Linked DNA regions of Homo sapiens: all the other regions are linked to region 2. The links are chromatin loops, found by intact Hi-C in ENCODE. Cell type or tissue: heart left ventricle. All regions are shown on one strand. Each heading gives the region's core, and the rest is flanking DNA. Links, peaks and the distances in the headings are about the cores only.

Region 1 (5,230 bases), core at 697-4,696, 150 kb after region 2:
AACATTTGTGGAAGAATAATGTGTAGTTTCTAACATTTATGTGTTTAAATTTATGAGTTTAAAAATAGAAAAAAAAATGATGGCCCAGAAGAGCAAGTTCAGAGTGCTGTTCATGAGTGATCCGCATGGGACCGCGATGCCTCTGACGTCTGCCATCCTGGAGAGCAGCAGAGCGTCACTAGCAGGTCCTCGTCTTCTCACTTCATAACATTCTTTCCAAAAGTCTTGTTGACATTCTTCTGTCTTCCACATATAGTTTATCTTCTTGAACTCATTATAACTTTAAAATATTTTTACTGTGTTACATGTACTGCTTATATTTGTTTATTTTATAATTATTAATTTTAAATTGTGCACTTTATTTTGCTCTAACAATAAAATTGACATGTTCGTATAGATGATACATAATTTTTCGCTTGGATCGGAAAGTGTAAAATTTTTTTCCTGACTCAATTTCCTGTATCAACTTTCTCAAAAAGTCTGGAGGAGGGATTTTACAACACTTCATAAGATTTTCAAGATTATATTTTAGTGATCAGATTTTTCTCCCCCTTATGCAGCTGTATTTTCTTTCACTTTTTTTTAACTGTATATATATATTTTTTATTTTCTCAGTTCCACCTATGTGGACAATTAATTGTCACCATCTTAAATAAACTGATCAGGCCAGGTGTGGTGGCTCATGCCTGTAATTCCAGCACTTTGGGAGGCCGAGGCGAGTGGATCATTTGAGGCCAGAAGTTTGAGACCAGCCTGGCCAACAAAGTGAAACCCCATCTCTACTAAAAATACAAAAATAGGCTGGGCATGGTGGCACATGCCTGTAATCCCAGCTACTCATGAGACTGAGGCAAGAGAATTGCTTGAACCCGGGAGGCAGAGGTTGCAGTCAGCTGAGATCATGCCACTGCACTCCAGCCTGGGTGACAGAGTGAGACTTTGTCTCAGAAAAAAAAAAAAAAAAAAAAAAAGAAAAGAAAAAAAAAAAAAAAAAGAAACTGACCAAATCCTTGATTATTCCTTTCATTTCTTCCTGTAGGCTAAATTGTATTTCCCATGGGATTTTCTAAGGGTCCTTGATTATCAGATGTCAGATTGTGATTGATAGGCCGGATCTCAGAGAACCTGGAACAGGATAGGTCTCTGAAAAGATCAGTCTCCAGCAGATTTTCCTGAGTAGAATTAAAACACCTTGAGTTAGTACTTCAATGATCATGGCAGCCCCCTTCAAGCAGTTAGAGAAATGAGAAATGATCAGGACTCAGAATATCATTCTGGTTTCCAGAATCCCAGATTGTTATTTTCCTGATACGTTGGAGATGTTCTTGTGGGTACAGAAAAAATGTCCAGAGAACCTACATTAGGGAACCAAAGAATGAAGCGGGGTGCAGAGTCCCAGAGAAGGAAGTTTTGGGGAAGGTGTAGATAGGGCACTTGCCAATCATGTTATAAGAGGAGAGGTATTCAGAGGCACGGTCAGGGGGATTCTGACTTGTTCAGGGGCCACCTTCAAGGGGATGGGGCTTGGAAGAGAGGGGATGGCCCAGAACTCATTTCTTTTGCAATCCATTGCCTAAAACTCACTGTCAGGTGACACAGAGATGACTCTTTCTTTGCAACATGTGCTTGGCAACCTCCGGGACCCATCGCGCCCTGTTCCCAGTCTCCACCTCTCAGTACCAGCTCCCTGACAGGAGTTCCCTCTGGCCCATAGAGCAGATAGTCAGATCTCTGTGGGATATCTGGCTGCCTGAATGTCCATGGATCACACGCTTGTTCTGTTCAGAAGAAATCAGTCTCAGGTGAGCTGTGTTTGAAGCCAATGTCACATTCACTGTAAAGAAAGAGAATCCATTCTGATAATTAATCAATATAATTTCATTCTATTAACAGCCAAACAGGAAGACAAGTGTTTCACGGACATAAGAAATTTAAAGTGGAAGCACTTTCTAGAGCACACAAAACAGCCTCCCTAACACATGAGAAGTCACCAGCAACACAGAAATCACCAACAAGTAGGTCACCACATTTTTAAAGATCATAGGAAATTGTTCACGCCAACAAATCTCAGTGAACCTCAGCTCTCAGCCTTGAAAACAAGGATGGCTGTACTACTCACTTTTTTCTTCTTCTTCCCTAACCAGATCACTGGGGAATGGGCAGCAGGAAATCAAATCATTATCTTTTAATCATTTTGCTTCTATTACAAGTGGAAACACTGACCTCATGCATCACTGAGCCTGGATTGCATGATAAGCCCTGGGCTTTCCTGTTTCTCATGTTTCCTTAGTTACTGGATATTCACTGACTGCCTCCCATAGGTGACTTGTGAAAAGGGAGGCTCGGGGAAGTACGCAGTACGGTTCCCACTGCAGTGTGCTCCGCTGTTTCTGTTTCCCTGACTTACCTCTTTTCAGCTCCTCTTCCTGGGCAGGCCTACAGCCACAGCAAGAAGCAATCCCCAAACAAGCAGTGTTTTCCACAAAAACGTCATCCTGGACTCTAAAATGGAAACCCAAGAATCCCTTGAAACTGTGAAACTGGGACAATATTAAGATTGTACTTTTCATCTGAGCAGCTTCTAGGCTGGAGAGAAGGGAGAGAATTTGGCCTCCCAGGAAGCAGTTGGCCTGCTCCTCCCTGCTCTGGAGATGCAGAGGAGAGAATGCAAGTATTTCATGTTTGCTCGTCTCAGAAATGTACACATGCACAGACAAGTTTTCCCTTCTCTCTTCCAACTATATCACACAATCACTGGAATGACTTGAGGAGGAAAGGATAAAATTACTCAAGCCGCAACCATGAAGATGGTATTAATAAAAATCAGTTTCTAATCCAGAAGAAAATCCTCCATGAGGGGGAAAACACAAAGTTCTGTAATTTAATTGTTTTCACATCAGAAGAAGAGAATTTAAAGAGAGAGAGTGAAAACAGGGTCAATTACGAGAATTTAGTGTGTATCCAATGATAAAAATAATTGCAGGGCGCTAGTTGAGGGTGTCAGAGAGAAACTCAGAGGAGTAGAATCCCTGGGTGTCCTGAAAACCAGCTTTGCAGAGGATAGCAGGAGACCTCGTCAGAGATCAGCAAATAAAAATCACAAAGGAAGAAGAGCAATACAATGAGTAAGTCTGAGTTGGTCTTCATATTTATTTTCCAAACCTGAAGGAACATAAGGAATCACCAACCTGAGAGAGAAAAAGTTGCGATTTTCTCCTCGCCCAAAAAGGGGATGCTGATGGAACAAGTGACGTCCACAGCGGAGATGTTTGTGACCCTTAGCAATGTCTGCACGTGGAACAGCCCGTGGCTGCCTTGAGTCAGGGCCTGGGAAGATGATGGTATCGTCTTTCCTTCCATGTCCCTCCATGGCACGTGGGGCTGTGGGAACCACCCATCTGAAGAGCACATCGGCTGCATTTCTCCATCTTCTTGCCCCTCCACAGTGATCAGTGGGGAAGAACCCAGACCTGGGGCAGAGAAAGCAACCAAAGCCTGGGGTCCTTTCAAGTGGATGAGTGGGCAGCAATTTCACTGGGAGGAAAGAAGGGGATGTGGAGGGCTTGGGGAAGGGAGAAAAGCTTAAGGGGGATTGCACTCCACTTAGGGATGAGGCTGGCTGGAGCATTTTCTTATTTTGTTTGTTTGCTTATTTTTATTCTTTGTATTCCTAAATCATTCTGGGATGATTAAGAGGTAAGGTAAATGTTCAAATCCAACATTTATTCTGTCCCTGAGAACAAAATAACTTCGGCCAGGGCATGGGTCACATGGACAGGATTAACATACGGAGTAGGAGGATATTCTCAAAAATCGAAACCTTATAAATATCTACGTCCAATGGCAGAAAATACGAGGCTCATGAAACTTCTCAACATGCGCTCCCATGGCTAAACGTGTTTATTAATTTAGAATCAAAATCCGTGGGAGAAACACGTAGCATATCCAAGACTTGGGCCTATATGTACTCAATGGCATCTGCTAACCTTGGACGTTTCAATTCTCACACACACGGACAGTGGGAAATGATGCTGCAGGGAGTGATTTCATCTTTTCTCCCCTGTCCCTGCCAAAACTGTCAATATTTATAATTTTGGTTTACACAGTGGATCCAGTTTAGTCTTCAGATGATTACAGTTTCTAGAATTTTATTGCATTTCTCAGAATTCTAATAACACACTGTGAAACAATGAGCCTTTTGTAAAATATGTAGTAAGATACTCAGATTTCCTTAAAGATATGGTCAATTTTTGAAGATACTGGAAAAGATACAAGTTATATGCCCAAATAATTAAATTTCATCCATTTGAGTTTGTGGATTTTAAGTAACTATGACAGTTTCACACACTGGAGGATTTGATATAAATTTGATGATGAATAAGCATTAAGAAAATTTCAAATGTCAGAGAAATTGTCCAGGAACTAGCATATTAAAGTGGCAGGAGCAGGTATTGAATACAAAATATCTATCTAGAATTCTTACTTACCACCTTCAGATCCAAACTGGCCTCCTGGTAGACATCATCTTTTTCAAAAAGGCAGCGGTACTGCCCGTCGTCCGAAGGTCTGGCACTGAGTATCTGCAGGGTCAGTCTGCCCTCGTCAATGGCGTCACTCACCAGTACAGTCCTCCCTCTGTACTCTGCCATCTGCTCTCCAGCCACATGGTCCCCATCCATATACACATGCACAGCAGGGTAACGGTGGGATCGGTCCCACCTCACCTCCATGCTCTGTGCATTCGCCTTGGGGGACAGGTAACAGGTTAGCTGTATATCTTCTCCCACTCTGACGAGGATGGGCTGGGAAGGTCCATTCACTTTTAAAGAAGCTGTTAAATAGAGTGGACAAAACACAATGAAAGAATCAAAATGGAACCAATAATGTCATCTCTAAGAACAGCTCCATTGGAGTTTAGAAACCATGAGCATCCCAGGGTTGCTGTGAGGCTCAGGGTCATCCTTAGGTGAGGTGGGGGTTTCATGGACTCAGAATAGAGGTTGCTCTTCTTTAAGGAGGAATCATTCCATGATGTGTGTCAGTCTGAGTAAAACAGTAATTGAATCCCTACCTGCTTCTACCTGTATTTTTTTCAGTTTACAGACCAATAATAAAATAATTTTGCAATTAAAACTCCCAGATAGGCTGGGTGTGGTGGCTCAAGTCTATAATCCCAGCACTTTGGGAGGCCGAAGCGGGTGGATCACCAGAGGTCAGGAGTTCAAGACCA
Region 2 (4,498 bases), core at 1-4,000:
GGGAATCGCTGTTTTCTTCACATCAGGGGGAAGTTCTTAGGCAGCTGAAAGCAGGGGCTCAGGTGGGCATGGGGGGGTGGGAGGGCTGAGGTTTAGGATGGGAGGGTGGGTGAGAGCTAGTAAGGGTGGGTGGGGCACTGGGGGTGGGCAGCGGGTACTTGGCTAGGGGTTCAGGACCTGTCTCAGGGCTGCTGTCCAGGGGGGTGGAGGAAGGGGTAGTGAAGGGGTCAGAGCACTCAAGATGCGCAGTGTAGGCAGGGGACAGGCTGCGGTGTGTGAAGAGGGTAGCCTGAGGTGGTGAGACTTGCTGATCACCCAGCTGGGCTGCCTTGGTCTACTCACAACTGGTCTTCCCTGTGTGTTTGGTAAACACCAAAGGAGGTAAACTCTCCAATCCTGGCCTGTGCTGATGGTGAGGCGGGAGAAGGCTTCCCTGGGTCCCAGGTCCCCAACCTGGCACAGTCATGGGTCAAGGGCTGCCTGTTCCTCACCTGCCTTCCTCACGGGGCTTCTGAGCCTAGCCTTGCTTCGGGCATTAGGAGAGTCTGCCTGGAAGGCTCTCTGGCCCCCAATGCCCTGCCCTCCAAGGCTCCCAGTCTAGGTGGGAGAGACATACAGAACAAATAGCATCGTGGGGGTGGTGGGAGGTGGTGTGAACATGTCTCCTGCAAGCTCTGGGAAGAAGCTGTGGCCACACAATGGAATGTCTCCAGCCCTGACCTCTCCTTGGAACTCAGACCTTTCTGCCTCTCTCGCCAAACTATACGGAGCACCTGGTAAGGATAGAGGACTGTCGGATGTGTTTTCAGTGGAATCACTGTTTTCTTCACATTCTTCACATCAGCCACCTCCTCCACTCCCCACCAGGATGTCAACTGAAACATGTCTCAGTCCAAATTCTTTATTCCCTGCTTCTGCAGCTATTCCCTCCCTCCCCGCAATCCTGGCACAGCGTATTGCTTAGGCTGGACTACGCTGTGAATGTGTCTCCCAAAATTCATGTGTTGGAAATTTAATTCCCATGCAACTGTTGGAAGGTGGGGCCTTTTGGGAGGGCCTTTTGGCAGGGCCTGCATGAATGGATTAATGTCATTATAAAAGGACTTGATGGAAAGAGTTCATCCCTTTTGCCCTTCCACTCCCTGCCACGTGAGGACACAGTGTTCCTCCCCTCCAGAGGATGAAGCAACAGATGCCACATTGGAAGCAGAGAACAGCCCTCACCAGGCAGTAGTGCCTTGATCTCAGGTTTTCTGGCCTCTAGAACTGTGAGAAAAGACATTTCTTTTCTTTTTTCTTTTTTTTTTTTTTTTAAGACAGAGTCTTACTCTGTTGCCCAGGCTGGAGTGTAGTGGCATGATCTTGGCTCACTGCAACCTCCGCCTTCCGGGTTCAAGCGATTTCCGGCTAATTTTTGTATTTTTAGTAGGGACGGGGTTTCACCATGTTGGCCAGGCTGGTCTCAAACTCTTGACCTCAAGTGATCCGCCCGCTTCAGCCTCCCAAAGTGCTAGGATTACAGGCATGAGCCACTGCGCCCGCCTCGTTTTGCTATTCTTCAACTTCGCATGTTTGGATTGCTACAGCTTGAGGTCTTTAGTGTCTGGTTTCCTTCGCTCCCTTCCACGGTTCTAAGATTGTTTTCTGCATCCTCCGTACCCCTCCCTCGGTGTCTTCCTGCTGGGAACTGCTCTTTCTGTCTGCCACGTGGTGGCCACAAGGGGGCAGCAGAGGCTGAGGAAAATCTGGTGAGACCAGGTTGGGGGCCTTTTCCCGGGCCCACGAGTTACTCCCCCCCGCCCACGGAGCACCTTCTGTCCGGGCGCCTCCCAGGCCGCTGCTGCTTCTTGGTTCTGCTTCCTTTTCTGAGACCCGCTGCTTTAGAGAAGATTTCTGGAGCAGAGATTTGGAGCAAGGATCTCCAAACTCTTTTGATCACACACTCCATTCAGTAATATATTTTGAACATGCAGCTAACAAACATATGCAAACATAATGCAGGTTGAAAGAACAAACGCAAATCACATTAAAAGGGCATAAGATTGAAGATTTTATAATAGTTCTAATATGTTCTCTGCCTTCTTTCCTGTCTCTCCAGATCCCTGGAGGACCCCTAGGGCTGGTGCCCCTAATCTGGTGGCCCCCTGTTTAGAGCTCAACTGAGCTTTGATGTAGACCTGGCCCCTGTTAGGGTTTGGCCACACGACCTGTGACCCTGGGCAGGTTTCCTCAGATCATCGAGGCTCTGTCTCTCAGCTGTAAAGTGAGGACAGTAAGGACCATCTCATGGTATTAAGCTAAAACATTCACGGAAATAAATATGTAATGCTCAGAGTAAGATGCCACCTAGTGAACAGTGGGCCTGAGTATTTGGTGGTGGTCATTAGAGAGCAGAGGCGCTGGCCTCAGGGTTCAGCCCACAGTTCTGCCTGTGGAGAGGAGACTCAGTGACAAGAGAGAAAAAAGTGTCCGACATCCTGGGGACTGAGAATCTGCCTCTCAGGGTTGGACAGGGCAGGGCCTCTTCTGCCTCCAGCACCCCAGGCCTCTCTCCTCTGATTCTATCAGGGACGGAGGCCAAGGTTGGAGACCCCTAGGCCTTTTCACCTAACTTGGTTTTCAGATTCCTCCCACTAGGACTTGTGTGTTTCAGCCTTAACCATGGATGGGCCTGACCTACACGGGATTGAGAGGGTCAGTAAATTCGTCCCCACCACTGACTGGGTCACCTACCTGGGCAGTACACATGCTGCTCTCGGCAACTGTTTCTTCTCCTGACACTTATGATTTTATATACAAATTGTTGGAAGTTATGTCGTAATATAGTCCTTTTGGTAAGAGTATATATGGTCAAGGATACTGTGACTGAATTTGAAGAGTAAATAATACAGCTGTGTATTGAGCTATATAATGACTAGGGCTCTCTTTATTTTGGGGACAGAGTGAGAACTTCTTCACTTATAAGGTGGCTTTGTCTTGATTGGTGAAAATAGAGAATTATTTCATTGTTGTATAAAAGTTCAGGCCGGGCACGGTGGCTCATGCCTGTAATCCCAGCACCTTGGGAGGCCAAGGCAGGCAGATCACCTGAGGTCGGGAGTTCCAGACCAGCCTGGCCAACATAGCAAAACCCCATTTCTACTAAAAATACAAAAATTAGCTGGGTGTGATGGTGGGTGCCTGTAATCCCAGCTACTTGGGAGGCTGAGGCAGGAGAATCGCTTGAACCCAGGAGGCAGAGGTTGCAGTGAGCTGAGATTGTGCCACTGCACTCTGGCCTGAGTGACAGGGCAAGACTCTGTCTCAAAAAAAAAAAAAAGTTCAAATATGTGTAATATGAAAACTGTGCAGCCAAAGGTGTGACTGGTGCTCAATATTATTTTATTGCATCTTTGTTCCAAATCCACTCCATCTTTGTCCTGCCTTGTGGTTCTGGAGCTGGACCCTATAAACATTTCTTCTTTGCCATTGGGCACAACGTTAGACTTTGACAGTAAATTGCACTGGAAGGAATACTGCAAGACATAGCAGAGAAAACAGCTTCATTCTAGTTCTGGTACTTTTTTTTGAGATGGAGTCTCACTCTGTCACTCAGGCTGGAGTGCAGTGGCGTGATCTCGGCTCACTGAAACCTCTGCCTCCCAGGTTCAAACGATTTTCCTACCTCAGCCTCCTGAGTAGCTGGGATTACAGGTGCACACCACCACACCTGGCTAATTTTGTATTTTTAGTAGAGACAGGGTTTCACCATGTTGGCCAGGCTGGTCTCGAACTCCTGACCTCAGGTGATCTGCCTGCCTTGGCCTCCCAAAGTGCTAGGATTACAGGCGGGAGCCACCGCGCCTGGCCTGCCAGGCTTTCTTAATATGCCCTACCACCATGAAACTTATATTGGGGGGGAGACTCAGATAGGGGCCAATGGGGGCAAGTTTGAGCCTTGCCAGGTTGATACTTGGGCACTGAGCAGAGTGACTAGTGTCTGTGTTTTGACATGTGTGTATAACTCCTGTTGGAATGGGAAATGTTAATTTAGTTCCCCCACACAACCTGTTGGGCTGCCTCTTGCAAAACTGGGGCCTTTTGCCTGTGGTTCCATGAAAAGAAAAGGAATGTTTTTCTTTTGTAACGTGGCTTGGCCCCCACAGCTACGGTGCAGCAAGCAGGGTCATCAAAAGCCACTCTGCTCTTCTGGAAGCAGCTGAGAAAGGGAAGCCATAAACCTGACAAGCTGGTAAAAAGCTAATTTCTTACCAGCTAGCCTCTGGCCTTTCTCTCTCTGTGCAAATGAGTTGAGTGAACAATAAAAATCACTGTTTGTCTCCTCTGCAAAGTTTTGATTAATAGGGAAGAAGATTTGTGTGACTAGTCTTAGGTTGTAGTGAATCTTGTGTACTTTTGCTACTTTGAACTATAAATATTTGTATTGTTTGGCCCCTTCTCAGAAATCACCTTTTTTGCCATCTTCCTTTGTCTTTGCCTTTTTGTGTCGTTCTGTCAT
Region 3 (5,230 bases), core at 717-4,716, 460 kb after region 2:
TCTATCTTAACCTAGGTGATGGGTTAATATCGAGTGTCAACTTGATTGAATTGAAAGATGCAAAGTATTGTTCCTGGGTGTGTCTGTGAGGGTGTTGCCAAAGGAGATTAACATTTGAGTCAGTGGACTGGGAGAGGCAAGACCCACCCTCAATCTGGGTGGGCACCATCTAATCAGCTGCCAGCACCACTAGGATAAAAGCAGGCAGAGGACCGTAGAAGGACTAGACTAGCGGTCTTCCACCCTTCATTTTTCTCCCTTGCCAGGGGCTCTGAGACCTTCAACCACAGACTGAAGGCTGCACTGTCAGCTTCCCTACTTTTGAGGTTTTGGGACTCGGACTGGCTTCCTTGCTCCTCAGATTGCAGACGGTCTACTGTGGGACTTCACCTTGTGATCATGTGAGTCAACACGCTTTAATAAACTCCCCTTTATACATACATCTATCATATTAGTTCTATCCCTCTAGATAACCCTGACTAATACACTAGGGAAGTAGCCATTTCGTATTATATTATATTATGCACTATTATATCTGCCACTGCTATATTATTTAGAGTTCTCTTTACTTCTTTCTAGCCAATCTCTTATTACTCAGATCTCTTGTTAAGATTCGTATTTCTTTATATTGATCTTTCTCATTTTACATTACTGTGTGATTTCCTCTCTCTCCTGACTAGACCCATACTTATAAACCCATAAAATTTCATTCAGGCACGAATCTAGAATAAAAATTATTCTCAGACATGCAAAGATTAGAAAAATTTGCTTCCAGAATATCCTTTTTTGGATATTAACAGACGGTGTGTCGTAGCAAAATTAGGTAGTCAAAGCAAGTAAGAGGAAGATATCAGATACCTGAAACATTATCTTCTACCAAAGAAAACAATGAAGAGAATCCCAAGATGACATCTGCTCAGCAGTCCTGGAAATCATTTCTTTTAGATTGAAACTAGAGAACTAAGGGCACCAGGAAGTGGATAAACATGATAAGTATGATCCCATAAATTTTACAGTATTGTTGAGATATTCAAAACATCTGAGGATATGATTAAAAAGTAGACTACATATATGAGGGAAAAGAAATTGCAAATAGAATCTTCATAAAAATTAAAAGATGCCCAACAAAGGAAATATATTCTCAATAATGAGCACATACGTGTTTAAAAAATACCTGGTTACAAACAAACCATAAATACTATCGGGTTTGAAAATATTAAAGATAAATTATAAATGCCAGAAGTTGGGATATGAAATAAAGAAAAAAGTAGAGCAGGAAAGAATAGGGTTAGCAGTAGCTTCATCTACAAGGAGAAAACTCAAGAGATCTTGAATATAACTGACAGAATAATAGAGTACTGTGTTTAAAAATACAGGGATTGGCCGGGCGCGGTGGCTCACGCCTGTAATCCCAGCACTTTGGGAGGCCAAGGCGGGCGGATCACGAGGTCAGGAGATCGAGACCATCCTGGCTAACACGGTGAAACCCCATCTCTACTGAAAATACAAAAAAAAAAATTAGCCGGGCATGGTGGCGGGCGCCTGTAGTCCCAGCTACTCAGGAGGCTGAGGCAGGAGAATGGCGTGAACCCGGGAGGCGGAGCTTGCAGTGAGCCAGTCGCGCCACTGCACTCCAGCCTGGGGGACAGAGCGAGACTCTGTCTCAAAAATAAATAAATAAATAAATAAATAAATAAATAAATAAATAAATAAATAAATAAAAAATGCAGGGATTACCTACAGAGGAACTAAACATAGTAAGATAATAAAATCACAAGAAAGATGTCAGAGACCTAATTTTTGGTGGTTTAAATTATCTGGTTTCATAACAGGAAGTCAATGGATGTCTAAATTAATACCCCCACATACAAAAACATACGCATATTACTGTTAAAGTCATTGAACTGGGGATAATGACAGTGGAGTAAAGGAATGGCATGAAGGGCTCTTGTTTTCATTAAAATACATCTCTATTGTTTAATCTTCAAACTATATACTGATATCCCAATAAATTTAAAATAGTAATTGTAAAGTAAATATCATTCTTACTGAAATATCAAGAATGCTGCAGATGGTGGCGGAATGTTCAATGTGAAAAAGGATAGTGGCTTGCACTAGAATGACAGCAGTGAAGTTTGTTTTAAGCATGTAATTTTATAGTACCAATCTCTTACCTGTGAGAGCATGTAAAAGACTGAGCTCCTCAGTTCTCAAACAAAAGCAGACTTTAACTCCTGCTCCAGCCATGCTTCTTTGCTTCTCAAACATCCAAAACTGCATCTCAGATTGCATCATATTCTGAGCACATGGAAGGAAGAGTACGGGAAATAAGAGTGGCTGTGTTACCACCCTCAAGGAATCCTGACCCCTCAAATCCAGACCTGCCAAGGGGCAAGGAAAAAAGGGAAAGCGGCAGCTACCTTGAATTTCTAAAGTGCAATGTCCCCACCTACTGGTGAACATGACCCAGTTAACATCCCTACAGCTGTCCATGTCCTCCTAAAACAAGAACCTTGAACTTCTTCCAGTAGTATAGAATCCGTGTCCTTTAGCACAGTTCTACACCAAAAGATAAACAAAATATTAATCCAAAATTTTTACAATGCAATGAGGGTGTGGGAATGATAATTTTAAAACATGCCGCACAAGGTTAGTTTTAAAATAACGCCATCGTTAGCATTCCCATTCCCTACTATCTATCTACTCCTCACAGCTTCTGCTCAGATTGTCTTCTCTCCATTGTCTCTTCCATCTCCCTGTACAAACCTCCTCTCTTACACTGCCTTTCCTGCCAACACACTGCTTCCCCATGTGTTAAGTTGGCAGCCTTTTTTCCCTCTCATTGTTTTCTGGCTTCTGATATTTCAGATAAGAAATTTGATTCCAGTCTGGTTCTCGTCCTTTTATGTGTAAACTGTTTATTTCCTTCTTGGAAGCCAATAGATCATTTTTATTACCATTTTATTTTCTGATTGTGTAGTAAAAATTTTCATCCCTCCAGCTACAGAACTATTTGTATATTTTCATGATTCCACTTGATTCCTTTAAATTGCATGAATCTTATCTAGCCAGAGACTAAAGTCTTCCTTTCCTTCAGAAAAAAAAAATCTTCGATTTTTTATTGTATCCTATATTTTTTCTATTTTTCCGGCACACCTATTATACAGCAGTTGGAGATGGCTGTATAGATAGAACTTTCTCAACATATTTTCACAATTTTATGTGTTCCAAGGTAGTTAAAACAGGAATCTGATTTCTTTTGTACTTTCTTTCCCACCCTCCTATTTTTTTTAAGACTCAGAACCACTACTTGAACACTCTAATTGATAACTGCTTAGTTATTTCTCACCTGCCTTAAAGAGTGTTTCTTCATTATGCTCAAGAATGAGAGCAATTTAAAATGAAATCATTTTAACCTGTCTCCTCAGAGACAAGTTCTGTTGGCTTCTTTTTTTCCTATGTATTATGTGTTGGTAAAATTTTCCAGTTTCTTTGCATGTCTTGTAATTTTTGTTTAATATTGATATTTTACATAAATTCTGATTCCACAATCCCTAGGAGTAAGTGCTCTTGCTGTTTGTTGTTTGTGTTAGTGACTTGCTTGGGCTAGTTCTTCCAAGTCTGTTTCCCCCTAGTATGCAGCCTATGGTGTCTCTGCTAAGTTTGTTTAATAATTTTTGTTTTCATTATTAAGCCTGATTTCCTACAATCACCCCTGGTCATCATAGCTTAATGTCAGCCTATGATTGATGAAAGATTCTGCTTAAACAATTGAGTCAGTAAGGCTTCCACACTTTGCCATTGAACTGAGTGGGATGTGGGAAATGCTTTCAAAGTTCCGGGACTTTACAGGTATGTCCCAATTTTTACTTTCTGCCTTCACATGTCCTTATATTCAGCCAGGTCTCTCCTGAGCAGGCTTAACCAAGCTGATGCAGACAGCTTTCCACACCACTGGGGATAAATGAGATTTTAGCAAGGCTATTTTTGACTATCTCATTCTCTGGATCTCCCTGGTAAAATTCCTGACTGGCCTGCCATCATGACTTCAAGCTAGTTGAGATGTTAGCCTTCCATAATTATTTGCCCTGAGGTCTATGCTGTTTTCTACAAAATGCCAAGACGTTATTTTGAGGGTGTGTGTGTGTGTGTGTGTGTGTGTGTGCATGCATGTGCGTGAGCTCTTTTCCAAAAAATGTGTGTGAGCTCCCTCTGGCAGGTTAAGAAGAGCTGTCTAATCCCATGGCCTGTCCTCCCACACAGGTAGAAATTCTGCACCATAAGTTGAGGTGAAGGAAGTTGGTGAAAGCATACTCTGGCCAAAATAATACTGATTTTGCTGTTTTTATTAGGATTCAGTTTAGATTCTCTTAACTAAATGCTTCTCAATGTTCGTATCCTTTGGTCAATTTCCAGAGTCTTTAAATGATTGTTTTTGGCAACGTTGTCCAATGTTCTCACTGCTTTTTAGATTCGTTGAAATGTTTTGATGTCAATATATGTGGTATATTTTTATGTATTTTCTACGTGAATTTGAAAATAAGCTGTATATAGCATTTGGTACATACACACTTAGGATTATATGTCTTTTTGATGTATTGACTCTTTTTCATTATGAAAAATTTATCTCCAGTAATATTCCTTATTTGTAAAGTTTTCTTTGTCTGATATTAATGTAGCCACTCCAGCTTTCTTGCCCAGTGTATATTTTTTCATCCTTATATTTTTAACCTGTGTCTTCATACTTAAAATGCATTTCTTATGGACAGTGTATGGTCAAAAGTCTTGCTTATTTATCCAGTTTAGAAATATGCATTTAATGTAATTACTGAAGTACTGGATTTAAGTCTACCCCCTTGCTGCTTTTTGTTTTTGGTCCATCTGTTCTTTTTCTCTTATTCCTCTTTACTTGCCTTTCTTAGTATATTTTTCTCCCTCCTAATGGTAACTGAGTAGAAAGATGTCAGAACTTAGGTCTTTAAGATTTGTGGAACTTTAAAACAATTTTTATTTTATTTTATTTGAGGCAGAGTCTTGCTCTGTTGCCCAAACTGGAGTGCAGTGGCGCACTATTTGTAGAACTTGAGTGGAAAATCCTAAATAAGAATACCACAGAGGAGAGCCCAAAATTCTGCATTTGAAAGAAATTTGCATGCAGAATAGGGGCCCCTCTTTGAGTTTTCATGTTTTTTGGGGATTTTTCTCCTCAATAGCAACTAATTCTTTCGGC
Region 4 (5,230 bases), core at 560-4,559, 550 kb after region 2:
GTATCAAGAAGCCATGTGAGTTACACCACAGAGGAGAGGAAGTTAGGGGTTTCAAATATTTCAAAGAATAAGGAAGCTAAGTCATACTCAGAAGTTAACAAGAACTTTGGGGAGAGAGGAAGTCAAAATACAGAAATGCATTCAAAAAAAAGTTTAGGATGTAGAGGAGGATGGGATCACCATGAGACAGCCGTCCAATGCCCATGATAGTTCCTGTTACAGTAAGCCACATCTTCAGATAGAGAGAGAAAAGGCCACATGTATACTTACCTTGTATGAATGAGCACTGTTGTTTGATGAATTCCATCTCTTCCCCTCTTTTCAGTCCCTTCATCCTCATTGTAATAACAAGACTGCTGGTGATGTGGCCATGCAGAGCTCTTGTCCCTCATGTTCTTTCCACCTCGATCTTTCACTTTTCTCTATTTCTGCTTCTCCTGGTCCTACCTGGGCTCTCCCCAAGGGCTGCTCCTCACCGGGCAGCTAGTTACACGGCCACCACCACCCTGCCATCTACACAGAGGCCCTCCATCTCTCTGTGACCATTTTGATGAGATCTCTTTTTTTCATGGCATCCATCTTGGCAGTAGCAAGTTCATAGCCCAGAGTAAGAGGATTACCTGTTGGGATGCACAAAGGAATTTAAACCCCATTGAAATTTGTGACCCAAATCATTGTTTATGCTTAACAGAAATAGCAGCAATAAGATCGATTGAGGAATTATCTCACGTACTAAAACAGAAGACCTATCATTTTGTGGGAGGTAGTAGCCATGAATCCAAATCAAGCCTAGTAGTAGTACATTCCCCAGCGTGCTCAGAATATGCATAGAGAGTTTAAATCAAGGCGTAAGAGTTTCCAACCCTTCTATCTGTATGGCCAAGCCCCATTCATGTTAGTGCTGGAAGCATTCTTCCTGTATCTCATTGGTTTCTCGGGTACTTTTTCTCAATGTCTCCATTTAAAAACGTTTATATAGAGTTCTGGTTTCTGCTTGGGGATGCAGAGAACTGGAAACAATGATGCTTCCTTGCAACATGAAAGAAATCACACAAATTGCAAGGTCGCAATTTTTTTCAACCCATCACAGAGCTGGGATTGAGCTTCCAACTAGCTTGAAATCTAGGAAAGTTGTTGCCTGAGTGCTTGCTTACCTAAGGCAGGTACAGCTGGGCACTGGTAAGAAGAATTTAGCTGGAATCATTTAAAAATTGACTGAGGTCAAATGTGGGCTGGAAAGAGTACAGAGCCCCAGGGGCTCACGAGTATAGGGCGGTTCACACCTTCTTGCAAGCTTCGTATCCGGGAATGCCAGTGGGTGTTCACAAATAAAAAATGGGAGAGTCCTGAGAAGGCATTCCGCATGCTTTTCAAGGAAAAGAATAAATAGAAGTTAAAGGCTTTATACATCGATGTGCATCAAATGAGTTAATTAACAGAATATAAGGGAAGCAAAGACTTTACTATCTCATGTTGAGAGCAGACTACATACTCAAACCCTATTTCGTCTGTTTTTTGTTTGTTTGTTTGTTTGTTTGTTTGTTTTGAGATGGAGTCTTGCTTTGTCGCCCAGGCTGCAGTGCAGTGGTGCGATCTCCTCTCACTGCAACCTCCGCCTCCCCATTAGCAGGGATTACAGTCGCACACCACCACACCCGGCTAATTTTTTTTTTGTATTTTTAGTAGAGAAGGAGTTTCACCATGTTGGCCAGGCTGGTCTCGAACTCCTGACCTCATGTGATCTGCCTGCCTCGGCTTCCCAAAGTGCTGGAATACACGTGTGGGCCACTGCGCCCAGCCTCCTCCGTTAATCTATTATCATTCTTCTCTAATATTCTCAAACTTACTTAATTCATTAACGTGATATATGTTGACATCTCATTAAATATGTCTCTATTTATGACATACTCAACAACATGTGTGTAGTGTTATAAAATTTTAATTTATTTTATAAATATTTAACACTAACTGAGTGCCAGGCATTCTTCTATGCACTTAAATAGCAGACAGGCATGGTGGCCGACACCTGTAACCCCAGCACTTTAGGAGGCCGAGGCAGGAAGATCACTTGAGCCCAGAAGTTCAAGACCCTGTGGTTTCAGAGGCTGAGGTGGGAAGACCACTGGAGCCCAGGAGGTCAAGACTGCAGCGAGCCATTATTGCACCACTGCACTCCAGCCTGTGGGACAGAGGGAGTGAGACCCTGTCTCAGATGAAAGAAAGACAGAGAGAGAGAGAGGCATAGAGATGCATATGCACACAACGATTACATCGTAGGGCTGTTTAAATTACTCATTCTGGCTGGGGGTCTGTGCTCTAAACCACTATTGGTACGCTATTTCTGTGTGGCTGGTCTGGAAAGCTTCACACCACCCCCCTCTCCCTTCCCTGAATTTCCATATTCCCCCCAACCCTCATTATCCCTTTCAGAGTCTCGCAGGTTGAGGTGATGTGAGAGAGGAAGCAGAAGCGAAGGTTACGCGAGGAAAGCCCCTCGTTAAACTTGGGATTTTCACGGGGACTCAGTCCAGAGGAAGTTGAGAAAACCAACTTAAATTACGGTCTCGATCGCCATCTGGCGGTGGAAGTCCACATTACATCCGCGGAGCAATGGCTGGGAACGTTGCATAATAGAGCGGGGCTCAAATTCCAAATTAAGTTTCTGAATTTTTTCCATCTGGAATTTTATTTGATGATTAGTCTAGCATCGTAATGGTGTCCTTCGTGTTGACGTGAAAACCCAGTCTTCCTTCAGTTCATTTCCCGTTTATTAGGGATGCAAAACTCCAGCCACAGGTGACCTACGACTCTGACTCCTTCCCCACCTACTTTACCCTCCCCTCCCCCAGTACATTCTGGGGCTAAACCCTAAGAGGTACCCATGCATCGCTGGGCCGATGATGAAAATGAAGAAGTCTTCTGATGAAGCGAGACCCCGGAAGTGCAGCTTCAGGCAAAATCCTGAGCGAATTCTTTGCTGCCAGGACAGTCCATAGGCTCTTACTCTTAGAAATTACGTAAGCATGAGCAGTCAACGCTGAAAAGCAGAGAATGTGGTTTTCTGGCGGACTCCAGAGGGAGACCAGGAAATCCTCTCACTTACAATCCATCAAGAGTAGTTCCTCCAAATTGAGTACAAAGTCTCTAAAGGCCAGCAGAGACAAGTAAGGACTTGTAGTGAGCTGCAGCTCACCACCCGGATCAGAACATAAAAGACAGGAGACCTCACGGCCTGGAGACCCACTAGAGCAAAATCTGCCATCCCAGGCAGGGAGGAGAATCAGGCGGAGGCCTGACATGGTGAGGCCTTGCTCCAAGTGGAGAAGGTGCATAAACTTAACAACTTTGTTATTGCCCTGAGGATGTGATGTGGCAAAGGGGACAAGGATTGGATAGATTGTCTTACTGATGGAAGTTGGTAACAAACAAGGCAAATCAAAAAAGAAGCCATGAGATCCAGGGAACTGCTGTACAGGGGACATGGCTGCATAATATTAGTATAGTAACTCATTATGCACTTGTGTGGCAGACAGTGGCTGAATTCTGGAGACGGAAAATATTAATAAGACACGGAGTCCTGCTTACCACCCAGGAGACATATTAGCAAACAAAGGGGCACAGCAGAAATGTGTGTAAAATTAGGACATTGAAGTCACAAACAATTAGGAAAATTTTCTAGTGGAAATGACATTCAAGCTGATCGAGGGTATATGGAGAATGGCTTCCAAGTCTAACAAAGCATGAGCGGCTTGGACACTTGGACAGGCTTCGAGGGAAGTGAAAGTCTTTCGGAATTGGTAAAATGGGTGGGTGACAGATGAAGCAGAGGGCTAGGGATGGATGCCTCACACACCAGGCTAAGGACTTGGGTCTTTGATCTGCAGTCAGTAGGACCAGTATGCAGACTGATAGTAAGGGAAGGGTCATGGGCAGCTTCACGTTTTAGAAAGACTACTCTGATGGGAAGAGTGGGTTAGAGGAGCATAAAATTGAAAGCAGAGAAAGCAGCGTGGGTAACTGTTAGAGTAACACAGACCAGACATGATGGGGCTCGAATTAAAGTAGGATCAGGGATCTAGAGAGAGGGTCAGAGACATGTGAGGGAGCAGATGCAACATGATGTGTCGTCATCCATTGTATATGGGAGAGAGGAGAAGGCGAGAGCAGAAGATGCTTGGGAGACCAAGTGGTTAGTAATTCCAGTCATCAAGAAAGGACAGTTTAAGAGAACATTCCATATTAGACATTTTGTATTTGTAGGGCCTGTGGGTCATCCAGATGAAACTTTACTCTGTGTGGTAGATGGAATAATGCCCCCAACTGCCACCCCTGAAAGATCTGAATCTATGAAACCTGTGAATCTGTTACCTTACATGGCAAAAGGGACTTTGCATTAGTGATTAGATTAAGGATCTTGAGATGGGGAGATTATTCTGGATTAGCCAAGTGGTCCTGATATAATTACATGGGTCCTTCTAAGTGAAAGAAAGAGGCAAGAGAATAGAAGGAGATGTGATATTAGAAGCAAAAATCAGAGGAAAGTGATTGCTGGAAGGGGGCTACAAGCCGAGGAATGCAGCTGGTCGCTGCAAGCTGGAAGAGGCAAAAAACAGATTATCCGCTAAAGCCTTCAGAAGGGGAACACAGACAAGCTAACACCTTGATTAGCCCTGTACAAGTGTTAAAAGAAAAACTTTGAACAAATGAAATTTATTTTGATTTATTTGAGCAAAGCACAATTCATGAATTGGGCAGCATCCAGGACCAGAAGAGGTACAGAGAGCTCCACTGAGCAATAGGGGCAGGCAATATTTATAGAGAGAAAAAGGAAGTGGTATACAGAAGCAGCTTGTTTACAGCTCAGTATTTGCCTTATTTGATCATGGTCTGATCAGTTGGCAACCTGTGATTGCCTGAAGCTTGGCTGCTGTGTTTGCCTGAGACTCAGCTATTTATTACAAGAATATGCTCTTAAGTTAGGGTACAATTTTCTTACACATTAAGTTAGATTTCAGTATACTACGTAGGAATTCAAAGTACAGAGGCCGCTTTAAGCCAAATTTAATTTAATTTAACAGGACCCATTTTAGGCTTATAATTTCCAGAACTGTCCAACAATAAATTTTTGTTGTTTTAAAACACTAAATTGTGGTAATTTGTTACAGCACCAATAGGAAACTAATATATCCTGTAATCACGAAGCAATATAGCTCAAACCTCAGGCTTGGGG
Region 5 (4,318 bases), core at 319-4,318, 130 kb before region 2:
GCCCTACTCTACATCCCCCCACTGAAGACAGACTGCTGGGAACCTGGGGTGACAGAGATGGAAGGGCAGGAGAAACTCACCCTTCGGAAAGAGACAACATAAAATGTGTCTTCCCGTCGGTCAATTGCATCCAAGAATGCTGGCTGCGAACGGTCTGGGTGGCGATATAGTTGCAGCTGGCCCACAGAATCCCTAGGCAGGTGGGGAAACAGGATTTGAGGGGAACTAAGCCCAATGCTCAGTTTCTACCAGGGAAGCGGGTAGGATGAGAGAAAAAGACAGGAGACCCCCAGTGGAGGAGGGAGGTATAATCCCACTGGTGACAGTAATGACAGGCACAGGACAGCTACTGGGGGTACAGCTCTTGAAAGTGGAATTTCACTTAATAAGTAAGCACCCCACCCCACACTCACCTTTCTGGGGGTCCAGGGGGTTGGATGGGGACTGCCTTAACTGGAGGTGACTTCTTCCGTGGCTGAGACTTCTGGAAGGAGAAGTATCTAAGGACTTGGAGAGGGTGAAGGGAAAAGGGAAAGAGACAAACAGCCCCTGGAAGCTGATGCCACCTCCCACTCAACCCTCCACTTCCTTCAAACGATCCCTCAAACTTCCACAGCGAGATGCCCACTAGAAATCCCCAGACAAGGCCTTTAGCCCTTGTCTTCAAGTGGCCTTCCTTGAACCAGCCACCCGCCCTACCTGTCTCTCCTGGGCCCTCTGAGGGATCTTCCTCCGGCCTCTCTGGTGGCGCTGGACCCAGCCACTCAACTCGTCAGCAAGCCTGGGGAAATGGAGGAGCTCAGGACCTCCATGCCAGGCCAAGATTCCCACCCTCCTTGCCCACCCACAGGAGTGAGGAGAGGGCAGGGAGCACTGGCGCTTTAGTACACAGGCCAGCCAGGCTGACTGCAGAAGGCCTTGGGAGGCCGGGGGAGCTGGATGCCCCAGCAATGAATCCCACACCTCAGGGACTCAGTGCGGTTGAAGTGCCGGCAATCAGAGGAGAGGAAGAGCTGGTCTAGGTCTCTTAGTAGTAGCTCCTTGGCGCCCCCAGGGAAGGCTGTCAGGTTGCTGGAGTGAAGCAGGAAGGAGACAACACTTGGAGACTGCCCAGCACTCCCACAACAAAGAAGGCGATGACGGCAAGAGAAAGCTTTGGGTCCCCCTCACTGAAAGCGGGGAGAAGACCAACTCATACCCTCAAACGAGAGGGGGCCCTCTCTCTCTCTCCTCACCTGAAACTGGGCTGGTCTGTGGGGCTGGGCTGGGGCTCCTTAGGGCCCTGGGAGGACCCCTGGAGAGGTTCAACTCCCTGAACTGGCTCTTGCTCTGAGAACCCCAGCAAGTGTCTCCGGGGTTGAGGCTCCCCCTTGTTCATCCGAGGAGAGATGGGAGCTGAAGGAGGCTCACTGATGCTGTGGATAAAGAAGGACTGAGCACAATGAAGAATTTCAGCTGTATCAAGTATCTAGGTAAGAATAAAGACTCTGCAGATGGACTGCTTGAGTTGCAATCTGTTATACAAGCCTGAGTCTGCCTCTGTAAGATGGGAATAAGGATGGTCCCTACATACAAAAAAGACAGTGCATCACCTAGAGCCTAGAACTCAGTAAGCACTTAATAGTCACTATTTCTACCAGCATTATCACCATCATCTACTCTCCACTGGAAAAATAATGGAGCAGGAGGCCGGGCGAGGTGGCTCAAGCCTGTAATCCTAGCACTTTGGGAGGCTGAGGTGGGCAGACTGCCTGAGCTCAGGAGTTCGAGACCAGCCTGGGCAACAACAGTGAAACCCTGTCTCTACTAAAAAATACAAAAAATTAGCCGGGCATGGTGGCGTGCGCCTGTAGTCCCAGCTACTTGGGAGGTTGAGGCAGGAGAATCACTTGAACCCAGGAAGCAGAGGTTGCAGTGAGCCGAGATCGTGCCACTGCACTCCAGCCTGGGCAACAGAACAAGGCTCCATCTCCAAGAAAAAAAGACAAATAATGGAGCAGGAAGGGGCTGGCCAGACACATCATCGGTGCCAAGGACACCAGAACCATTTGTATATAAGCAGAAGGAAATGGCCTGGGCCAAAGCAGGCAGCTAGGAGGCTGTAACGTGGGCTCCACCTGGAAGGTTCTAGTGAAGCAAGGAAGGTCTCACCTGACAGGTCCAAAGTTGAAGGCAATGAAGAGAAGGAAGACCATGATGCAGACCACCTTCCTGTTTCCAGACCCTAACTTGAGCTCGCTGTTCTAAGGTACAAAGAAGGAGACAAGAAAAAGGGGAATCATTCCAAGGAGGCTGTATTCCTGTTGGTCTCCCAGGGACAGACTGGTCTTACTTCAGCCAGCAGGGCCTCCAGCCGCCGCCGGAGGGCAGCATTCTCTCGGCGGAGCTGCTGGTTGTCAGCCAGTACTGCTTGCAGCCGAGCCTCCAGTCCCTGCAGATACTCTTTCTTCTTTCTCCGGGACTGGCAGGCTGACTCCCGGTTCTTGATCATTCGCTGCTGCCGCTTCAGCAGCTTTGCCTAGGCACCCGGAAGGTCAAAAAAGAATGACAGATGAGTTGGCAGAAGGAGACTATGCTCTCAAACCCCAAGGAATGATTTACCCAAAGCTCACATGGCCATTCCCCTGCCTTCCTGACCCACCTACATAGCCAGAGAGGTTTTTCCTCTCTACTCAAACACGCTAGGGAAGGGGCCCTTCTTTCAAACATTCCCTGCTACTGCTCCTCAGAGGTGGGAAAGGTTAGAGTGTGGGAAGAACTTTCTCCATGCTGGTGGAAACTCTTTCCTTCGTAACTCTTTCTTCCTGTCAGCCCACATTTGTAGGGTTCAAAGTTTAACCTTGTTATACTGCTTATACAGTTTACCTGATTTTCCCCTAGGAGGCAGCCTCCCTCCCCAACTATGGCCATGACCGTAGTCGTATAGTACAGTACGACTTCCTTGCCTTTAATTTATGGAGACCAACCCCATTTCTCCATCTGCAGTGACAGCAAACCTAAAGGACCCTAAAACTACCTGGAGTTGATATTCATATAGAAACAGGAGTCCATTCTGACCCTCAGAATGATCTAATGGGTCCGTTTCCTCACTTTTTTCTCCTAGGTATCGACTCCCTCCTCATCCCACAGTTCTCTCTATGGCAAGACTTCCCTCTTCCCTTCCCATCACTCGCCCTACTTCTCTCCTCCCCAACACTTACATCCACTTCAGGCGGGCAGGAGTTTCCAGGCATAGGAGCGGGAACGATGCTCTTCCTCTCAGGCCGTGGTAGAGAGGGAGCCGGCCCTTCAGGCTGGACTCGAATAGCACCCTGGATGAGGACAACTGGGGACACTGGGGCAAGTGAGCAGAGGTCAGAGGGCTGTGCGCTGGGTGGGGTCCTTGTGTCCACACCCACACAAGAGCACCCAAGGATTGGGCAGCCTCAATGGCTGCAAGCTCTCTGACAGGGTCAATGCAGCCCGCCTCCTTTTCTCCTTTTTTTCTTTTTTGAGATGCAGTCTTGCTCTGTCGACCAGGCTGGAGTGCAGTGGTGCGATCTCGGCTCACTGCAAGCTCCGCCTCCCGGGTTCACGCCATTCTCCTGCCTCAGCCTCCCCAGCAGCTGGAACTACAGACGCACGCCACCACGCCTGGCTAATTTTTTTGTATTTTTAGTAGAGACGGGGTTTCACTGTGTTAGTCAGGATGGTCTCGATCTCCTGACCTTGTGATCCGCCTGCCTTGGCCTGCCAAAGTGCTGGGATTACAGGCGTGAGCCACTGTGCCTGGCCTTTTTTTTTTAATTAATTAATTAATTTTTATTTTTATTTTTTGGTTTTTCTTTTTTCTTTTTTTTTTTTTTGAGACAAAGTCTCGCTTTGTCGCCCAGGCTGGAGTGCAGTGGCATGATCTCGGCTCACTGCAACCTCCGCCTCCTGGGTTCAAGTGATTCTCCTGCCTCAGCCTCCCGAGGAGCTGGGATTACAGGCGCCTGCCACCACTCCACGCTAATTTTTGTATTTTTAGTAGAGACAAGGTTTCACCACGTTGGCCAGGCTGGTCTTAAACTTCTGACCTCAGGTGATTCGCCCGCCTCAGCCTCCCAAAGTGCTGGGATTACCGGCGTGAGCCACCATGCCCGGCCCTTTTCTCCTTCTTCAGTACCTGGGGGTGGCTGGACGAGGGACTGCAGAAGGACTGTGGTGCTGGGAGGCACAGCTCTGGATGGCATTGGGACAGTGGTTAGCACTACAGGTTTGGGCTGCAGTGGCGGCTTCCGGGTGGGCAGGGCTTTGCCTGAAGGAAGGTGAGAGAAAAGAACAAGAAATGTCAGGA
Region 6 (5,230 bases), core at 713-4,712, 170 kb after region 2:
TGTGTGAAAGCCCCTGAATTTATCTGGAAATTACCAGATGAACTCCTCTGTCAGAAGACATAATAATGCTTGGCATACAAATTAAAATCCGTAATAGGAAAATATAGAAATTTACTTTATACACCTGAATGTGTGAAAAGATGCCGCTCATTGCATGCATTCTGTAGTATCATCTCTATGGTACCAAATGCTGCAATTATTTGAATTTTTTATGGTCAGTCACATCAGCGCCAACTCACCGCGTAAAGAAGCTCCGTTTACACTCGCGTGTGTGTGTTCTCACAAATCATCTGCATACACTTTCTCAGAGGTCTGCCTGTGCTGAGAACTGTGTCCTAAATTATGCTACATATTATGGGAGGTCATTTTGTGCAGGAAGATGTTGGTGTGTGGGAGAGAAAAAAAGGAGTCACAATCTCTGCATTCTGACTAGAGTCCACCTCCAGGAGAAGCGGGAAAACAAGGCATAAGCTGCTAGAACTGAGGAGAGGGAAAAACAAGCATCCGGCGAGGGCAGGAGGAACAGGAGAGGGGAGTCATGGATCTGCCTGGCCACCAGAGGGCAGCAGAGACGGGCTCACTGTCGGCTTCAAGGATGTTCCGCAAGTCGATTCACTTACAGACTCTTCTTCAAATGCGGCGGTCACCTGTGACCCACATTCATAACTCCCTCAGCCACTAGACGACAAAAGAAGCCCTGAGTTTAGGCTGACTGAGATTTTCATTCTAGCTTTGCTATACATTTGGGCAAGCTTTACTTTGGGTAAGTCTGTTCTTTCCAGGGGTCTCAATTTTCTTAGTTTTTACACAGGGATAGTATGTGGGTGGCTCACATTAAAGTATCGTTGTAAGGATAAAGTAAGAATATAATCATGATACAAAATCCCTTTATAGCTATTAGGTGTCATTACTGGGAATGGAAGGTCTTGGAAAGAAGGTGGATAGAAAAATAGAGGAGATTAGAAATGAAGATAAGAAATCAAGGTCAATCCAAGAAATGTCAGGAAAGTGTTGCTATGAATATGGAGAAGTTCAGGCGACGCCATCAGCTGTTTCTTGGGGACCTGGTTGAAAGATGTTTTGAGAGCTCTTAGATCAACTCACCAGAAAGATGATTACTTTGTGGAGTCTCCCAGCAGTGAGACTTATACAGGTATCGTTTCCTCAGGGAAAGGAAAGAAAAATCAGCAGCTCTCATCTCCTGGAGGCACAGTGGCTTGTCCTCCACAGTCCCCTCGGTTTGCTGACTGACTGGAGGAGAGAGAGCACCTGCAGAAGCCCTGCGACTCCTCCCCCAGATGTGAGTGGGGGGCCTGGGATTCCCGAGGCCAGTGAGGGGAGGGTGGTGCTCACAGGACGGAGGCCTTTCCTCACAGCGTGGCCACGGTTCAATCTGCACCTCTGGCCATTTTTCTTGATTGGCAAAAAGAAGGAAAGAAGAAAGGAAGAAAGGGAGGAAGGGAGGGAGGGGGGAGGAAGGAGGGAGGGAAAGAAAAGAAAAGAAAAAAGAAGAAAAGAAAGAAAAGAGAAGAAAGGAGGAAGGGCAGGCAGTAGAACTTCTGAATAGGAAAATGCCCAAACATTTAGGGATGGAGGACTGAGGTATTCTTAGTTCTGGCTGACCTACAGTCTAAGTTGAGCTCTTTACATACATGGCTGTCATATACTTTACAAAAAGTGTCTGACAAACCAGTTCCTCTAAAACTTTTAATTTTAAAAAATTTAGGTTGGGTGTGGTGGCTCACACCTGTAATTTCAGCACTTTGGGAGGCCGAGGCATGTGAATCACCTGAGGTCAGGAGTTTGAGACCAGCCTGGGCAACATGGTGAAACCCCGTTTTTACTAAAAATACAAAAATTAGCTGGGCGTGGTGGTGCACGCCTGTAATCCCAGCTACTCCAGAGGCTAAGGTAGGAGAATCACTTGAACCTGGGAGGCGGAGGTTGCAGTGAGCTGAAATTGCGCCATTGCACTCCAGCCTGGGCAACAGAGTGAGACTCTGTCTCAAAAAATAAATAAAATAAAATAAAATAAATTTTTACTTTTAAATTTACTTTTATGAAAGAGTTACAGAAGTTTAAGACAATCACAATGATCATCTATTATTTTTTGAAAATGATGAAATTACCTAAAATTGATTCTACTGCAGGTGGGAGCCTATAAGACTAAAGTTCCCAGGAAGAGATGTAAGCTTCGGTGAAACCCACCTCAGTTGACTCCAAAACTAATGCAGATGCCCCCTTGGGGAATTGCGGGGAGAGGGTGTACAGAATGTGTTAATACCATCACACTCCTCCCAGGACCCCAAAGAAGCTGCACTCACAGAGATATCCGGGCATGTCTCACACTGGAAATAGGGGACCCTTCCAAATATTGGGAGAAAGAAGGCAAAGAAAATCATACCGATATACTAAGCCTCCTGCATTTGCACCCATCCAGCCTGCCATTCATCCTGGGTTCTTTTACTTGGTCCTCTTGGGGCCTCTGAGAGGATCTCCATCTCTGCGAAGTGCATTCCCCACCGGGCTGTTGCAGTTCCACACATGGCCAGTAGATGACAGGTTTGTTCAAGAACCGCCTCCAAGATTTTACTACTGCACCGCGATTTCAGAGTGGCGGGAAGGACTGAGAGTCCCATTTAGAAACTTCCCAAATCTTAACTGCCAATATCTTTCTTTCTAAAATTGTGTTTTTGTATTTCGTGGTAAACTCAGTTCAAAGCCGCGGATGGGGGCAGGAATAGGAAAACTGCTGCTGCTGCTGAATATGCTTCTCTCTCTTAAAGGTCCCAGCAGAATTCTGCCACTGAACCACCCTGGGAGAATGCGGGGGAAAGAGAGGAGGAGAGAAGGACAGAGAGAGAGAGAGAGCCAGAGAGGATATGAGGGAGATAGGGAGAGAGGACTGCTTCATTGTCTTAAATTCGTTGTAATCACGTCGCAATACCAGGCACTCATTCTTAAGGTAGCAAAGCAGAAAATATTATAAGTTCAGTTATTAATGTCATTTGCACTTTTGAGAGTAGAGAACATAGGCACTAATATTATAATAATTCAATAACTATGAAGGAATCAAGACAATCTTCAGGGAGGATGTGGTGCATGGAATGGAATGTAAGGAATCGTTCATACTTCATGTAGGTTTAGCATTTCTTGATTACAAGCTAAATAAGGGGTGGATTACTCATGAGTTTTCCGGGAAGGTGGTGGGCAATTCCTGGACTAAGGGCTTCTCTCCTTTTTAGACCATATAGGGTAATTTTGGATGTTGCCATGGCATCTGTAAACTGTCATGGCGCTGGTGGGAGTGTCTTTTAGCATGCTAATACTTTATAATTAGCATATAATGAGCAGTGAGGATGACCAGAGGTCACTCTTGTGGCCATGTTGGTTTTGGTGGGTTTTGGCCCGTTTCTTAACTGCAACCTGTTTTATCAGCAAGGTCTTCATGACCTGTATCCTGTGCAGACCTCCTATCTCATCCTGTGACTGAAAGTGCCTTAACCTCCTGGGAATGCAGCCCAGTAGCTCTCAGCCTCATTGTACCCAGCCCCTATTCAAGATGGAGTTGCTCCGGCTCAAACACCTCTGACATTTGTGGACACGTAGAAAAGGATAATTAATGGGTTAGCAGGATGAAAGGAAAACTATACCCCAAAGGATAGCCTAGCCATTGAAATTGATATGAACTGGAATATGAAAATAATTGGGGACAATTTAGTTTCATGACCATATATAAAACATTTAACTATGTCTGGTTGTATTTTAACATAAAATTGGGCATGGGAAACTATTTTTAAAATATTCTTTATTTTTTAAATTGACCTGGATTTTTCTTTCAACTTTTATTATTTTAAAAATTAGTTTAAGCCTAGCAGATTTCACATAATTTCAGACTCCTTTTGGCAAACAGTAAACATTACAGCCTGGAAAGCTTGATTGCTTATATATAAAACCCTAAGAGAGCTATTGAAAATGCCTAGAATGTGTGAATTTAACAATGGTAAAATACAAAAACAAATTGTAATTCTATACACCACAGCAGAATATCATATATAAAATTTAAAAATCACTTCATTATGACAGCAATAAAAACATAAAATACTTAGACATAAACTGAACCGAAAGATGTGTGATGTGAAACTATAAAATACTGATGAGAGAAACTGATAAAATTCTAAATGTGTAAAGAGATATAATATATTTTGATTTGGGAAGAATTGATATTTTTGAAATAACAGTTCTCAACACGATCTTGATCAATATTCCCACTGGGTTTCTTTGTGGCAATAGACAATTCTAAAATTTATATGAAAATACAAAGGATCTACAATAGCCAAAACTTATTTGAAAAAGGACAGAAGAAATATGCAAAGCTTGGTTTCAAGTCATGCTTCAAAGCTATGGGCAACATGTCAAGGCTAGTAATGTAAGTTAGAGAAACTTCAACAAAGAATTGTGCTTAGTTGTGGGAATCCATGGGAGATTCTGGAATGAAGATGCATAGGAAACAAATGCAAGAGATGAGTCCTGGGCCCTCAGTCATTTAGAAGTTGGGAAGATGGGAGACTTGGCAAGGCAGGCTGAGATCTGGCTGTTATTCTCGTGTGATGAGAATCTCAAGACAGTGAGGTTTAGTAACAAGTCAAGAAAATACATCAATGATGCAGTAGTGGTTAACTACATAAAATGCTTCTGATATGATGAATAAAATGACATCCTAGAGATGACCATTGGATTTGGCAACATGGAGCTAACACATGTCAGTGACAAGGAGTTCAGTTAAAGATGTGGACTGTAGCCTGATCTGTGAAGAGTGGAAGAAGAATGGGGAGGAATGGAAATAACAGGTGCAGCCCAATATTTTTAAGAGTTTCCTTCAGATTAGAAGTAAAAATTCATTAGCAGAGTTGGATTTAGGGAAAAGGAAATGCCGTGGCATGTTTATATGCTGATTGGAATCACTCACTAGAGAGAGGAAATTTTTTTGGTAAACTGGATAAAGATACTTACAACATATTAAACCATGAAAAGGATTAGTACCCAGAACATAGAAAGGCCTCCTACAAATCAATTAGTAAAGGACTATATTTTTCTGAGAAAAAAAATGGTAAAGGCAAGAAGAAACATTTTATAGTAACATGTATAAATGACATGTGAATATGTGAAAAAATTTCAAACTCTTCATTATAAGTCAGAGAAATGTAAATAAACGCCACACTGAAAAAAC

The links. Hi-C counts contacts between places; a loop is a spot of excess contacts. Peaks named below come from ENCODE experiments on the same cell type or tissue, not always from the same donor. Only the 100,000 strongest peaks of a DNase experiment are listed, where the experiment ranks them.
Region 1: it touches region 2 in a loop (4-fold over the local background); 27 of 110 quality-filtered maps call a loop at or near these places.
Region 3: a loop joins it to region 2, with 3 times the contacts of the local background. A loop is called at or near these places in 33 of 110 quality-filtered maps.
Region 4: it touches region 2 in a loop (5-fold over the local background); 54 of 110 quality-filtered maps call a loop at or near these places.
Region 5: it touches region 2 in a loop (5-fold over the local background); 34 of 110 quality-filtered maps call a loop at or near these places.
Region 6: a loop joins it to region 2, with 5 times the contacts of the local background. A loop is called at or near these places in 57 of 110 quality-filtered maps.

Annotation. Positions count from the first base shown.
Region 1 is chr6:32,391,556-32,396,785 of GRCh38, forward strand. It overlaps BTNL2 (butyrophilin like 2), which reads right to left. Exons shown (of 8, transcript NM_001304561.2): 5 at 4,484-4,831; 6 at 3,189-3,470; 7 at 2,408-2,502; 8 at 1,784-1,834. The coding sequence ends at 2,414. All of the region lies in intron 2 of TSBP1-AS1 (TSBP1 and BTNL2 antisense RNA 1), which reads left to right. It overlaps HCG23 (HLA complex group 23), which reads left to right. Exons shown (of 3, transcript NR_044996.1): 2 at 58-185; 3 at 1,894-2,136. Among named protein-coding and RNA genes, the nearest start is that of HCG23, 3.7 kb to the left of the region's middle. In heart left ventricle, for the core only: a CTCF peak has its summit at 2,279; no DNase peak of the experiment used is centred there; H3K27ac peaks cover 1,195 bases.
Region 2 is chr6:32,243,389-32,247,886 of GRCh38, forward strand. No RefSeq gene overlaps it. Among named protein-coding and RNA genes, the nearest start is that of TSBP1-AS1, 9.5 kb to the right of the region's middle. In heart left ventricle, for the core only: a CTCF peak has its summit at 1,718 (motif pointing right); a DNase peak (open chromatin) is centred at 1,753; H3K4me3 peaks cover 426 bases; H3K27ac peaks cover 1,562 bases.
Region 3 is chr6:32,698,244-32,703,473 of GRCh38, forward strand. No RefSeq gene overlaps it. Among named protein-coding and RNA genes, the nearest start is that of HLA-DQB1, 34 kb to the left of the region's middle. In heart left ventricle, for the core only: a CTCF peak has its summit at 2,453 (motif pointing left); no DNase peak of the experiment used is centred there; H3K27me3 peaks cover 635 bases.
Region 4 is chr6:32,794,609-32,799,838 of GRCh38, forward strand. No RefSeq gene overlaps it. Among named protein-coding and RNA genes, the nearest start is that of HLA-DOB, 20 kb to the right of the region's middle. RefSeq lists an enhancer at 71-215 and a cis regulatory region at 143. In heart left ventricle, for the core only: a CTCF peak has its summit at 2,591 (motif pointing left); a DNase peak (open chromatin) is centred at 2,593; H3K4me3 peaks cover 621 bases; H3K27me3 peaks cover 2,751 bases.
Region 5 is chr6:32,116,624-32,120,941 of GRCh38, forward strand. ATF6B (activating transcription factor 6 beta) reads right to left here. Exons shown (of 18, transcript NM_004381.5): 8 at 4,148-4,279; 9 at 3,201-3,334; 10 at 2,333-2,518; 11 at 2,152-2,243; 12 at 1,236-1,415; 13 at 964-1,071; 14 at 700-781; 15 at 414-484; 16 at 81-192. Among named protein-coding and RNA genes, the nearest start is that of TNXB, 9.4 kb to the left of the region's middle. RefSeq lists a silencer at 2,269-2,563. In heart left ventricle, for the core only: CTCF peaks have their summits at 2,354 (motif pointing right) and 2,565; a DNase peak (open chromatin) is centred at 2,378; H3K27ac peaks cover 255 bases.
Region 6 is chr6:32,413,071-32,418,300 of GRCh38, forward strand. No RefSeq gene overlaps it. Among named protein-coding and RNA genes, the nearest start is that of BTNL2, 8.5 kb to the left of the region's middle. RefSeq lists silencers at 1,156-1,431, 1,628-1,776. In heart left ventricle, for the core only: a CTCF peak has its summit at 2,551 (motif pointing right); a DNase peak (open chromatin) is centred at 2,501; H3K4me3 peaks cover 413 bases; H3K27me3 peaks cover 2,985 bases.